Linked DNA regions of Homo sapiens: region 2 is linked to region 1. Evidence: chromatin contacts called from ENCODE Hi-C or POLR2A ChIA-PET data. All regions are on one chromosome and are shown on one strand. Each heading gives the region's core, a stretch centred on a gene start or an enhancer-like site at or near the end of the contact. The rest is flanking DNA. Distances are from core to core; before and after follow the strand shown. Region 1 overlaps TCF12 (transcription factor 12). Region 2 overlaps TCF12 (transcription factor 12).

The links. A loop is a pair of places that touch in the nucleus more often than their neighbours do. ChIA-PET counts read pairs that join two places held with the same protein, here RNA polymerase II (POLR2A). Pooled maps may share reads with other maps.
Region 2: a pooled map shows a loop between it and region 1 (2.4-fold over the local background). The contact joins two enhancer-like sites. A Hi-C loop is called at or near these places in 2 of 50 pooled maps. POLR2A ChIA-PET finds 5 or more read pairs at or near these places in 2 of 52 experiments (CD4-positive, alpha-beta T cell and activated B cell).

The regions. Positions count from the first base shown.
Region 1 is chr15:57,095,952-57,102,469 of GRCh38, reverse strand. All of the region lies in intron 5 of TCF12 (transcription factor 12), which reads right to left. Among named protein-coding and RNA genes, the nearest start is that of SNORD13D, 180 kb to the left of the region's middle. Within about 2 kb of position 2,274, at least 3 of the 41 ENCODE cell types and tissues checked have a DNase peak (open chromatin) inside an H3K27ac peak, as active enhancers do.
Region 2 is chr15:57,278,546-57,285,063 of GRCh38, reverse strand. TCF12 (transcription factor 12) reads right to left here. Exons shown (of 21, transcript NM_207037.2): 20 at 2,466-2,619. The coding sequence ends at 2,477. It overlaps SNORD13D (small nucleolar RNA, C/D box 13D), which reads left to right and starts at 6,407; the gene lies at 6,407-6,497. RefSeq lists an enhancer at 226-285. Within about 2 kb of position 2,748, at least 2 of the 41 ENCODE cell types and tissues checked have a DNase peak (open chromatin) inside an H3K27ac peak, as active enhancers do.

The sequences.
Region 1 (6,518 bases), core at 1,025-3,524:
TGCGTCACGACGCCCAGCTAATTTTGGTATTTTTAGTAGAGACGGGGCTTTGCCATGTTGGCCAAACTGGTCTTGAACTCCTGACCTCAGGTAATCCACCTGCCACAGCCTCCCAAAGTGCTGGGATTACAGGTGTGAGCCACCACGCCCGGCCATATGTAACTTATTAATTCTTCAACAAATTGGCAGAGTTACTGCTATTTCAAGTATTTTTGTTAAATTATCTAGAGCAAGACTGGCAAATGTAGCCTATGGAACAAATCCAGGCCACCAACTGTTATTTTTATAGCCCCAAATCAATGATATATAAGTACTTATATAGCTATTTAACCATGTAAGTAGTTATATGTTTATGGCTTAGTTGATAAGCCATGAATTATATGTTTATGGCCTACTTCATAAACATATAACTACCTACATGTTTAAGTAGCTATATAAGTACCTATACGATTATCATTGATATTGGTATGCTGGACCACAGACCTTAGACTATTTACTATCTGGCTCTTTGTGTGTAGTTTGCTAATCCCTAATACCAGGGACAAGTGTGGAAAAGTATGTAAGAGAAACTAATAAAATTTACAATTAACTATACATTAACTAATCGATTTAATTTGCTGTGAAGTGGACTAGTAATGTACTCCCATTTAATTGTCACTCCCTAGAAATTTCATGGAACTTTGAAAGTGTGATAATCCTCCAGAGGTATACTCAAACTAAAAAACAAATACGTAACACAAGAATGACTGTGGAACCACCAAAACATATCATGTATATGGAAATACCCAAAGAAACATTTTTCAAGATAAAGATTTAAAAACTCAGAACCATATATATATGTGTGTGGGTGCATATGCACGTGTGTGTGTGCACGCACGCGTGCACATGCGTACGTATCAGAAAGTCCTGAAATACAGGCAGAATGGCAAGTTCTAGTGTTCACAGAAACCTAAAATCAGGGGCCAGGCATGGTGGCTCACGCTTGTAATCGTAGCACTTTGAGAGGCCAAGCCTGGAGGATCGCTTGAACCTAAGAGTTCGGACCAGCCTGGGCAGCGCAACAAGACTGTGTCTCTACAAAGAATAATTTTTTAAAAATTAGTTGGGTGTGGTGGCACACACCTGTAGTCCTAGCTACTTGGGAGGCTGAGTGGGAGGATCACTGGAGCCTGGGAAGTTGGGGCTGCAGTAAGCCATAGATGTGTTACTGCACTCCAGTCTGGGCAACAGAGCAAGATTCTGTCTCAAAAAACAAAACAAAACAAAAAACAAAAACCACCACCACCAAAAAAAGCCTCCCTAAAATCTAAAATCACAAATAAAAACAACAAATACCAAACTGGAAGTCACAAAAACCATGAATTATGAAAGGCAAAGGCTGAATTTTCCAAGAAGAAAAAGAAGCTGAGATGTGGAAATAAGGAGATTACAAAAATGGTGAATTGACACTCAAAATAATCAATTGTTTTATGGGGCCTCACATAAAATGTGAGGCTTATTCAACTACAGCAATGTAGTAAAAAAACCTATATAACTAAAGACCAGAATGTAATGGAAACCTTCAGACAATAGTAATACTTGTACAATTTAAACCAAAGCAATTCAGTATATGCTTTCAAATTTTTTTAAAAAATTATTTTGATGGCTAATTAAAACTTACATAAATACCATGACCACTAATCAAGCTACTGCTAATTCTTCACTTTGAAAGAGGCCCTAGAGTTTTCAGGGTATGGGGAGTAAGTACCAGGAATACCTCCCCCTACTTCTATTCTTTATAACATATTATTTATCCAGTTCAAACATCTATGAGAATTTTAATATGAAACCATTTATTTTAAATAAAACATTCTGAAAGCCTTTATTAAATGATGAAGGCAGCATCTTTACTATAAGAAGTTAGTCTGGGCTAGATAAAGTGGCTCATGTCTATAATCCCAGCACTTTGGAAGACCAAGACAGGAAGATCACTTAAACCTAGGAGTTCAAGACCAATCTGGCCAACACAGCAAGACCTCATCTCTACTAAAAAAAAAAAAAAAAAAAGAGGAAGTGAATCCGAAATGTTACCACATAGGAGGCAAGATCTGTTAATGCTGCTCTAGGACTTTTCTTAAATCAAAACAGTGTCCCAAATTCTCAACTGCGTGCTATGGTGTGCTTCTGAAATTCTACGCATATAGCAGAACTGTAAAGCTACAAAAGCTCCTTAAAAGCAATCTTTCTCTTGTTCTCTAGCAACCAAGTAGCCACGGCCCCTGTCATCCACCTCCCTACAGGCAGAACTCAGAACATCTCTGGTTAGGAGTTCATGTTCACTTGGTTAGAACTAGACACAAACAATGGGAAGATTCAAAGAAGAACCATTTATCAGATCTATGCAACTGGCCCACTATAAAACAATAAGGATCCATAAAGATAACTACTGATCATAGACAATGCACACCCAAGTGACAATGAGGAAATGCACTGGATAAACAAGTAAAAGTAAAGGTGGTCCACTTGATTTAAGTCCCTAGAGTTTGCAAGGATGCATAGTTAAGCCAATGTTGTGAGCTCACCAAAAAATCCATTAGACCAGATAACTTAAAAAAAAAAAAACTCTGAAATATCCTCTACAGATAGTACGGTTGTCTCAAGCCACAGTTGATTGCTTTGATCAATCTTCTGTTGAATATCCCATAATATATAAACAAAACAAATCTACTATAAGTTGAATACCATGCAAAAGACTGAAGACTTCATGAGGTCCTGAAAAAGGTGTTAAAGAGCCATTTAATCAAATATAAAGTCACTAATGGATTACGACCTGAGTTAGAAATAGTAGGCTAAATCAACAAGATTCAAATGTGAAATACAGGATATATAGTATTACCATATAAATTTTCTGAGAAGAATACGCTAAAAAAATCAACAACTAATTCTTTGTTTACTCTAAGACCTAGTGAATAATATATAGTTCACTTTTTAATATTATATTCTTATTTTAATTTTAATTTTTGAAATATTTTTTTAAAATTCAAATGAAATATATTTTTTCCCTATATTTTCTGAAATCCTGGTTACTCTTTCAAGTAATTCATTCTAGGACGGATTACCCATAGATAAGAGGGATCTGAGTCCATACAGGAGTACTCTGGAAAGTGTGGAACCTCTTTCAAACTAAGGCGTTAGTATTACTTCGGTCTCTCTCAGACTGGGTAGAAAAGAAGCCTTCAGGTCATCTCTGGCTCACAGAAACAGCTTCAGAGAATGGCTATCAAAATTCATTCTAACCATAGAAAGAGAACTGCTTTTTAGGCTGTAGAGGCAGGGCAGGGGCATGGAAAAAGACGATACTGCCAGGAACAGGATGTTATAAATTAAATGCACATGTCCACTGATTAAAAACATTCCATACCACTAAGGAATAAGGTACCTTACAATATAGCAACCATGAAGAACAATTTAGAGCAATCTGGAAATACTGGAGTGAGGGAGCTAGAGAAGGAGAGACCAGAACACTGTACTCCTAAATTTTCCCACTTCTCACATCCACTCTCCTTGGCCCAATTTGCCTCTCCAGTTCTTATTCTTTCAACGAAACATTTGCAAGGTGAAAGAGGGAGGGCTGATGATATTGTTTAAACCCCTAGGTCCCCCATGCTCCAAATCAATCTATTCCTAGCCTTCTTAGATAAATGGGTTAATAAACACCACTTTTTGTTTCACCCGGTTTAAGTTAGGTTCTGTCACTTATAACAAAAAGAGTGCTGACTGGAATAAATGTGACCCACAATAAAACTTTTCCTGATCACCTCTGGTTGTGCCTGAATGTAATCTCTTCTGAATGTCTGTAAGAATTTATTCGTATCACTGACATTCTGCCACGTATATTAATTGTTGAAATTCTTATCCCTCTATCACACTAAAATAATAGTCTATAAAGATAGACTGAATATTATTCACTTTAATATTCTACCATACAGTACTTTCCTCTGTAAAAGGCAGAAAAAGGGCATGGTAAAGGGCAGAAAAAAATGGAGGAATGAATACATAAAAAAGATGGAGGAAGGTACTCAACAACTCAGACTGGTTAATGAGAGTTGAGCAATAGTGAAAGAAAGAACAAGACAGCAGAGCTATAATGTAGAAAAAGGCAGCAGATGAAACAAATGGTTGAACACAAGAAGTTAAAAAGAGGAAAAAAGCAACGTAGTGGAAAGGGACTGTGAGCTAGTCAGAATCAAGAGGGTCAATGCCATGTTTCTTTTTCTGTTTTTTTGTTTGTTTGTTTTGTTTTTTTGAGATGGAGTCTTGCTCTGTCATCCAGGCTGGAGTGCAGTGGCGCAATCTGGGCTCACTGCAACCTCTGTCTCCTGCGTTCAAGCAATTCTCCTGCCTCAGCCTCCCACACAGCTGGGATTACAAGCATGTGCCATCATGCCTGACTGGTTTTTTTTTTTTTTTTTTTTTTTTTTGTATTTTTGTATTTTTAGTAGAGATGGGGTTTCACCATGTTGGTCAGGCTGGTCTCGAACTCCTGAACTCAGGTGATCCACCTGCCTCAGCCTCTCAAAGTGCTGGGATTACAGGGGTGAGCCATTGTGCCTGGCCAGGGCCATGTTTCAAACTAACAAGTAATTTCATTTTTCTTGGCTTTAGTGCCTTCAACTGTATCTAGGCTCCTTTCTCTCAAGTTTCTCTTGGTGCCAACATTTTGTGTTTGTCAGCACAGCCAAAGGTCAGAGAATGTAGATCAATGAATATACAATCATATTCTTTCATGAAATTTAGGGTTATTAAAACACTGGAAAAAGTAAAAGGCCTCATCCTTATGAAACACTGTCAAATCAGATACTATTTCCCTTCGACACTTTATAATCATTTTCAGTATCTCATCTAGTGAAGAAATTTCAAGTATATCAAACTACATATCTTTTTTTATTTTTTATTATTTTTTTTAAGACAGGGTTGGATCTGTTGCCCAGGCTGGAATACAGTGAAGTGATCTGGCTCACTGCAATCTCCACCTCCCCAGCTCAAGGAATCCTCCCTCTCAGCCTCCCAGGTAGGTGGGACCATAGGCATGTGCCACCATGCCTGGCTAATTTTTTTTATTTTTTGTAGAGACAGGGTTTCACCATATTGCTCAGGCTGGTCTTAAACTCCTGGGCTCAAGCAATCCTCCTACCTCCCAAAGTGCTGGGAATGTGAGCCACCCCACTAAGCCAAAAGAGTTAACTTTTGAGGGCAGGGTTGTATTACCCTTTGATAGTCTGAAAATGGTGATTCTACATATTTTGTAACTCTAGGAGATTTCAGAATTTTTCATAGGTTATATTGCAAGCAATATCAAGTTTACAGAAGAATTTTCTTTGAAATTTGGTTATTTGAGGTACCAAATATACAGAAAAAAAGTGTACTTGGGCTTAAATTCCCAGACAAATCCACTGAAACCTATGCAATCTACAATGAAATGGAAATAAAACACAGAAGCTTTACCAGAGGTGCCCTTTAAGTTCTGAGATACAGAAAGTGGAGTTAAGCAAAGAGATTCCAGCAGCAATGGGAAGACACTTGGTCTGCTTATAAGTCAAATGCTTATAAGCAGAGGTTTGACAGTAATATACTTGAGCAATTAGACCCAACCTGTTAAATGAGTTAACATGCCTAAAATAAGTTACAACAATATATACAGTCTGCCCTCTATCTGTGGGTTCCACATCTGTGAAATCAATCAACCACAATTTGAAAATATTTAGGGGAAAAAAATGGATGGTTGCATCTGTGCCGAATGTATACAGACATTTTTTTCCTTGTCATTATGCCCTAAACAATCCAACATAAGAACTATTTACACAGCAATTACATTGTGTTAGGTATTATATGTAAGTTATAGATGATTTAAAGTATACAGGAGGATATGTGTGGGTTATATGCAAAAACTATACCATTTTATATATATATATAAGGGACTTGAGCATCAGGGGACCCAATCCCTCACAGATACTAAGGGATGACTGTATAGCAATTCTATTAACATGATGCTATTTTACTTTTCAGAGAACTTTCATGATCTTTTTTTTTTCCTTTAAATAACCAGAAACATTTCCCAGTGTCCTACAGAAAACTAGTTTCTCAGAAGCTAATGACGCTCTTTACAAAAAGCCTTCTGTGCCTAATGTGATTTTGGGGTGTCGTAGGCTAAAAAAGTTAAATCAGCTTTTTCTTTTTTCAGAGTCTTTAACATTCCAAAGTACAATCTGAATTTCTAAGAGGGAACAACTGATACGCAATGGTGTCCAAAGTTATTTCACTGTGGAACCGTTTTTCCACGGTCATCCATCAAGATCAGTGTCTCCATAATCATGGTTTAAGAAAATGCTGAGCTAGTAAAAAATCTGAGCTATGAAGAAACAACAGGTATCTTAAACACCTAAACAGTGTGGCCTAATGGAAACAGCATTCAACTAAGAGTCAGGAGATATGAGTTCTACATTTAGTTTTAACATTTACTGGCTTTGTGACCTCAGAAA
Region 2 (6,518 bases), core at 1,499-3,998, 180 kb before region 1:
CAACCTTAACACATATTCTAAGATGACAAACACTAGCCTATACAATCTATGGAACAAAGTGCATTCACTACATGTCTCATATCTTGATGCCTTTTTAAACTTAAAAGAATTCTTGATCCTTTTTTGATAGGTGGGAATGCCCAAAGTTTAATTTTAACCTAAGTGGGAAAATTTCCACATTATAAAGAGATAAAGGTAGAGCTATGAGAGCAGTATGAAATAGAGAAGTAGTAAAAGCACAGGAAGTAAACAGAAGGAAACGAGATGAGAATAAGAAGACAAAGTTGAACGAGTAAGAGAGACTGAGAAGAAAACAAGAGGAAATGGGTAGAACTAACTAGAGCGAGACAAGAAAAATAAGACACAGGCTCCAAGAGAAGTGTTAGGGCAGAATGCCTAGTGCTCTTTTTCACAGCTTGGTGGTTATCTGGGACCTGAGCATAAGTTACCTCTCCCATCACTCTTCTTTGAAATAATCTATCAGTTTAGAAAGTCTCTTTTGCACTGAGAAATAGTGGCATGGTTTTATTTTAAAACTTCAAAGTTAATTTTTTGGCCGGGCTCAGCGGCTCACGCCTGTAACGCCAGCACTTGGGGAAGCCGAGGTGGTCGGATCGCTTGAGGTCAGGAGTTTGAGACCAGGCTGGGCAGCCTGGCGAAACGCTGTCTCTACTAAAAATACAAAAAAATTAGCTGGGCGTGGTGGTGTATGTCTGTAATCCCAGCTACTCAGGAGGCTGAGGTGGAAGAATTGCTCAAACCCAGGAGGCGGGAGTTGGAGTGAGCCGAGATGATCACACCATTGCACTCCAGCTCAGGCGACAGAGTCAAACTCCATCTCAAAACAAACAAACAAACAACAACAACAACAAAAAAATCCCAGAACAAACAAAAAAACTTCAAAGTTTATTTTTGAAGCAAAAATACTTACTGTTTCATAGTAGTCTATATTTTCTACAGAGTATGAAACAATGATCTAGGTTTTAGAGGATCTGTAAACTAGCTCTTGCCTAAAGTCCCTGACATGTACAATCTGTTAGATTGCTGGATACTTTTTGTGGGGGAGGTAGTTTGAGGTTTTCTCCAGTGTGCTAATGTTACAGTTATAACTGACTTACGAAATAACTGCCTTAACTCTTCTTTTCTTTTACCCTAAATGAAATCTTCTTTGTGGTCTGGTTTGACCCTATATGTAGTCTCATTTGACCCTATATGTAGTCTCATTTGACCCTATATATGTAGTGGCGGTAGGAACTAAAACCCTCAGGAAAAGGTGAGTTACTAATATTTGTAGTTTATCTATCAAACAATCTATCAAATTCCAGACTTTCAGTTCAAAATGAGACAGCCACGAAACTGACCAAATGAAACTGCACTTGATATTTTTTTCTGTTCCACACCCCGCACTCATCTGCCTTTACTTACTACCTTTAATCTGTTGATAAAATTGGGAAAAAAACTACATACTGCTGAAAGCAGATTATAAAAATGAAGTTACCAGCTGGGCGAGGTGGCTCATGCCTGTAATCCTAGCACTTTGGGAGGCTGAGGCGGGTGGATCACCTGAGGTTAGGAGTTCGAGACCAGCCTGGCCAACATCGTGAAATCCCATCTCTACTAAAAATACAAAAATTAGCCGGGCATGGTGGTGCACACCTGTAATCCCAGCTAGTCTACTCGGGAGGCTGAGGCAGGAGAATTGCTGGAACCTGGGAAGCAGAGACTGCAGTTAGCTGAGATCGTGCCACTGCACTCCAGCCTGGGCAACAGAGCGAGACTCTGTCTTGAGGAAAAAAAAAAAAAATCACAAGGAACTGAATTATGTTTAGTCCATGAAAAGGAAGATATAAAGAACAGTCTTTGAACAAGTAAAATTCCACCAGAGAGAAGGGCATTCTGGCTCTAACATATATAATAACTTCCCATTCATTAATAGATTCTAGAGGGTGTTAACTGATGTGCTTGCAAGTGGGGAAGAAGCATCATATCATAAACTTGCATTATTGATCCAAATACAAGTGATAACTTTTTCATGTATAAAGGCTTCATGACAAAAAGCTAGATAATTGGCAGAAAACTGGTTGATGATATAGTCAGCATTTCTGAATAAAGAAATGAAGAACATGAGTGGTAACAAGAGCGTTTTCTGACGGTTGAGTCATTGTACTATTTCTTCTTGGATCAGGAAGATACTCATGTAAGAGAGTACACATGATGACTCCGAACAGAAGAACCAAAGTCACAAGATACTGCCACACTTTGAAGAAAATGGCAATTTGCTATAAAATGACACTGGCTCTCTAAGTCTGATAATGTAACAGAAAGACAAACTGTTATATTTCAAATTACATGTGACCTTTACAATGGCCACTGCTCACTAGAGAATTCTGTTCAAAGATTCTAACCCAGTTTAAGATGAATCTTAAGGTTATTTCCTTGCTGTTTCTTTTCAAACCCGTACTTACCTGGCTGATGTTTACATATGACCCATAGGGTTGGTAGTTTCACTAAGCCCAGGATGGGTTCCTGGCAGTGTGGTTGGCGGCTCTGCCGATACGGCAGAAACTTTTTCTTCTTCCCTTCTCTTAAGGCAGGCTGCTTTGGGGTTAAGGTTCCTCTCTAAAACAGGGGGAAAGAATTTTTATCACTATGGTTTTAAGTTATGAATTAGGTCTCAAGCTGAACAAATTGCTGTTGTTTTGTGTAACTTCATTCCCATACTAAGTACCATCACATAGAAGAAACAATGTGCTCACATAAAACCTCAGCATTGAACTGAGCCTCCAGATTTATACTTCTAAGTGACCATCTTGTGTTTTCTTCATTTTTTGCTTATGATTTAGTTTTCTAGGGTTTGATTTGATTTAAATCAAAATGCTACTCTTCACTCAAACATTTTGGCAAATGCTGTTGTTATTAGGCTACCAAGTCTCTTCAATGTCCTACTAAGACACGGTACACTGAATTGACATGAATGCTGACATCTTGTACTTAGAGAGAGACACCTGTGCTTTATCTAAAATGTTACCAGTTCAGAAAAGGATAAAGTAAGAGATATCCTCAGCTATTCCTCTAAAGCAGTGGTCCCCAACCTTTTTGGCACCAGGGACTGGTTTCGTGGAAGACAATTTTTCCATGAACTGGGTGCGGGGGGCTGGGGGGAAGGGGGCAGGGATGGTTTCAGGATGATTTCAGCACATTACATTTATTGTGCACTGTATTTCTATTATTATTACATTGTACTATAAAATGAAATAATTATACAACTCACCATTAAGTCAGTGGGAGCCCTGAGCCTGTTTTCATGAAACTAGATGGTCCCATCTGGGGGTGATGGGACAGAATGACACATCAGGCATTAGATTCTCATAAGGAGCAAGCAACCTAGATCCCAGATCCCTTGCATATGTAGTTCACAATAGGGTTCATGCTCCTATGAGAATCTAATGCTGCCGCTGATCTGACAGGATGTGGAGATGCAAATGATGGGGAGTGTCGGTAAATACAGATGAAGCTTTGCTGGATTGCTCTCTGCTCACCTCCTGCGGTGCAGCCAGCCCGTTCGTTCGTAACAGGCCACTGGTACTGGTCCGTGGCCCAGGGGTTGGGGACCCCTCTTCTATAGGAAATGTGCCAATTCGAGGGAGAAGGATAGATAGGTGGAGCACATCTTACTTTTCTACTTTGATATGTATGTGAAACAAGATGAATGAGTTGGTCTTTCTATTGCTGGAGGTGTTATTAAAAGGGTGGTAAAAACCTCTGCTGCTTCTTATAAAAGATAGCAAACAAGACTGCGTGGGATCTGTGACACGGGCATTTTCAAAAGAGGTTAAAGAATAAGCTGAGAGGTACAAGGATCGCTTGAGCCCAAGAGTTGTCAAGGCTGCAGTGATCGTGCCACTGCACTCTAGCCTGGATGACAGAGCAAGACCCTGTCTCAAAAAAAAAAAAAAAAAGAATAGGGTGCTACTGTGAGAAATAAAGGGAAAGAATATCCATCAGATCAAAAACCCACTGGATCAAAATCTACTTACACACTACTTACTATTCCTGTTGGATTTTTTAAAAAATGAGTTTTAAGCCCAAGATATCCATAGCTTCTGATATAGCTTTTCATTTGATTATAACATATAGTATAGGTTAACAGTTGTTCCACATATTTTTATAAATGGATTAAAAATGCCCTAATGAATATAATATAAAGGGATCATTTGTAATTAGTCTAGAATGAAAATAGTATTTTTTAGAAGTTGTAATATTTTATGTCAGATTTTCTTGAAATGAGGGCATAGCCGATATACCATTAGTACAGCTCCCCTTTTTCCATGTCCCCACCCCACCCCCAACCATTTTTTCAGAGATGGGGTCTCACTACGTTGCCCAGACTTGCCTTGAACTCCTGGGCTGAAAGGATCCTCCCACCTCAGCCTGTCAAAAAGCTGGGACTACCAGCAAGTGCCACTGTGCCGGATTCCCCTTTAAAGTAGGTAAAAGTGTATCTGGATGTATAAATTTCAATACACATTTACAGTTCACATCCAAGTTTTTAAAAAGTAAACAAAAATCTTCATTATGGTAAACTTAGCTGACTCCTGACTATCAGTGATGCATACTAATAAAATTTCATTTTAGAGTTCTAATTTTCTAAGCCCCTGTATTTAGAAAGACATAGAGCCTATACAACTATAAGGAGGATGAATGAAGGAAGAAAGATACACTCTTAGTTAATTTATTAGGGTAACTAGCAGGAAAAAATAGTATGTTCATCATTATGCAAAAAATATTAAGAGCTGCTTTCTTAATAAGTAGTTGTGCACCTCTAACAAATAAGAGTTCGTCCTTCATCAGTTTGTTTTTTATAAGAGACTGTGGGCTGGGCGTGGTGGCTCATGCCTATAATCCCAGCACTTTGGGAGGCCGAAACAGGCGGATCACCTGAGGTCAAGAGTTTGAGACTAGCCTGCATGGTGAAACCCGATCTCTACTAAAAATACAAAAAGTGAGCCAGGCGTGGTGGCGGGTGCCTATAATCTCAGCTACTCGGGAGGCTGAGACAGGAGAATCACTTGAACTGGGGAGACGGAGTCTGCAGTGAGCCGAAATCGCGCCACTGCACTCCAGCCTGGGCGACAAGAAGAGCAAAACTCTGTCTCCAAAAAAAAAAAAAAAAAAAAAAGTGAGACTGTGGAGGTTAAAGTCTCATATAATGACCCGAGAGACTGAGAAGATGGCATGGATTAGCATGTAAAACTTAAAGAGGAGAATGTGAGATGTGAAAATTTTCCAACTGAAAAAAGGCTCACATTTCTCTTTATAATGGAAAATTGCTCTTAGCCAACTATGACTCTATCACACCAGGATCTAGGAGACATGATGAGAAATGCTTGGAAGGATCAGCACCAAAAACTCAGTAAATTAGGCAAGATCTTTCAGGTTCCTATATTCAGACAAAGAACACTTCTGGCAGGAAGAACAATACTATGGCAGACTCTAGGAAATGTGAAATAAATACACAACTTTGATTCAAAAAAGACTAAGGCTACTCTTTCATACCTCTTGGTGTGTGACACAGACCACGGCAAATGTGTGCTAAGTAGCCAGAAAGATCTGGTACTTCTCATTACCTGCAGGGCATGAGAAGTATGTCTTCCCATATTTCAATTAGGGGAATTCTATCTATTGACTTCTTATGTAGTTGAGGACTTGACTCTCTTATAACATCAACTTTGCAACATGTTTATAGCAAAATTTTTGGCTAACTCACTAGTCACTTCTTACATTATTATGACTAGGAAAATATTTATGTTATTATGACTATATGGAGATAGCTGCTGAGGTTAAGAATTTTACAGTAGCCTGGGCAACAAAGTGAGACCCTGTCTCTACAAAAATTTAAAAATTAGCCAGGTGTGCTGGTACCCACCTGTAGTCCCAGCTACTGAGGGGGCTGAGGTAGGAGGATCACTTGAGCCTGGGAGGCTGAGACTGCAGTGAGCCATGATTGTGCCACTGCACTCCAACCTAGGCAACAGAGCAAAACCCTGAGGAAGAAAGAAAAGGAAAGGAAAGAAAAGAAAATACAAGACAAGAAAAGAAAGGAAAGGAGAAAAAAAAAAAAGGAAGGAAGGAAGACAGGAGGAAAGAACAAAAAAGAAACAAAGACAGAAATAAAGAATAAGACAAAAAGAAAGAAAGAAAAACAAAGAAAAAAGGAGGAAAGAGAGAAAGAGAAAGAAAGAAAAAGAAAAGGAGAGACAGGGACGGAGAGAGAGAGGGAGGGAGAGAGAGGTAGGGAGAGAGAGGGAGAGAGAGGGAGGGAGGGAGAGAGAGGGGAGGGAGGGAGAGGGAGGGAGGGAGGGAGAGAGAGGGAGAGGGAGGAAAGGTTTGATCCTTTTGTAGTTCATGAGCATGATGATTGGGTGTTCACGAGTGTGTGTGAGATGTGCCACCCTCCAACCTTGTTATGACCTCAGCACATTACCCATCTGACCTCAACTTGGAAAAGAAAAAAAATT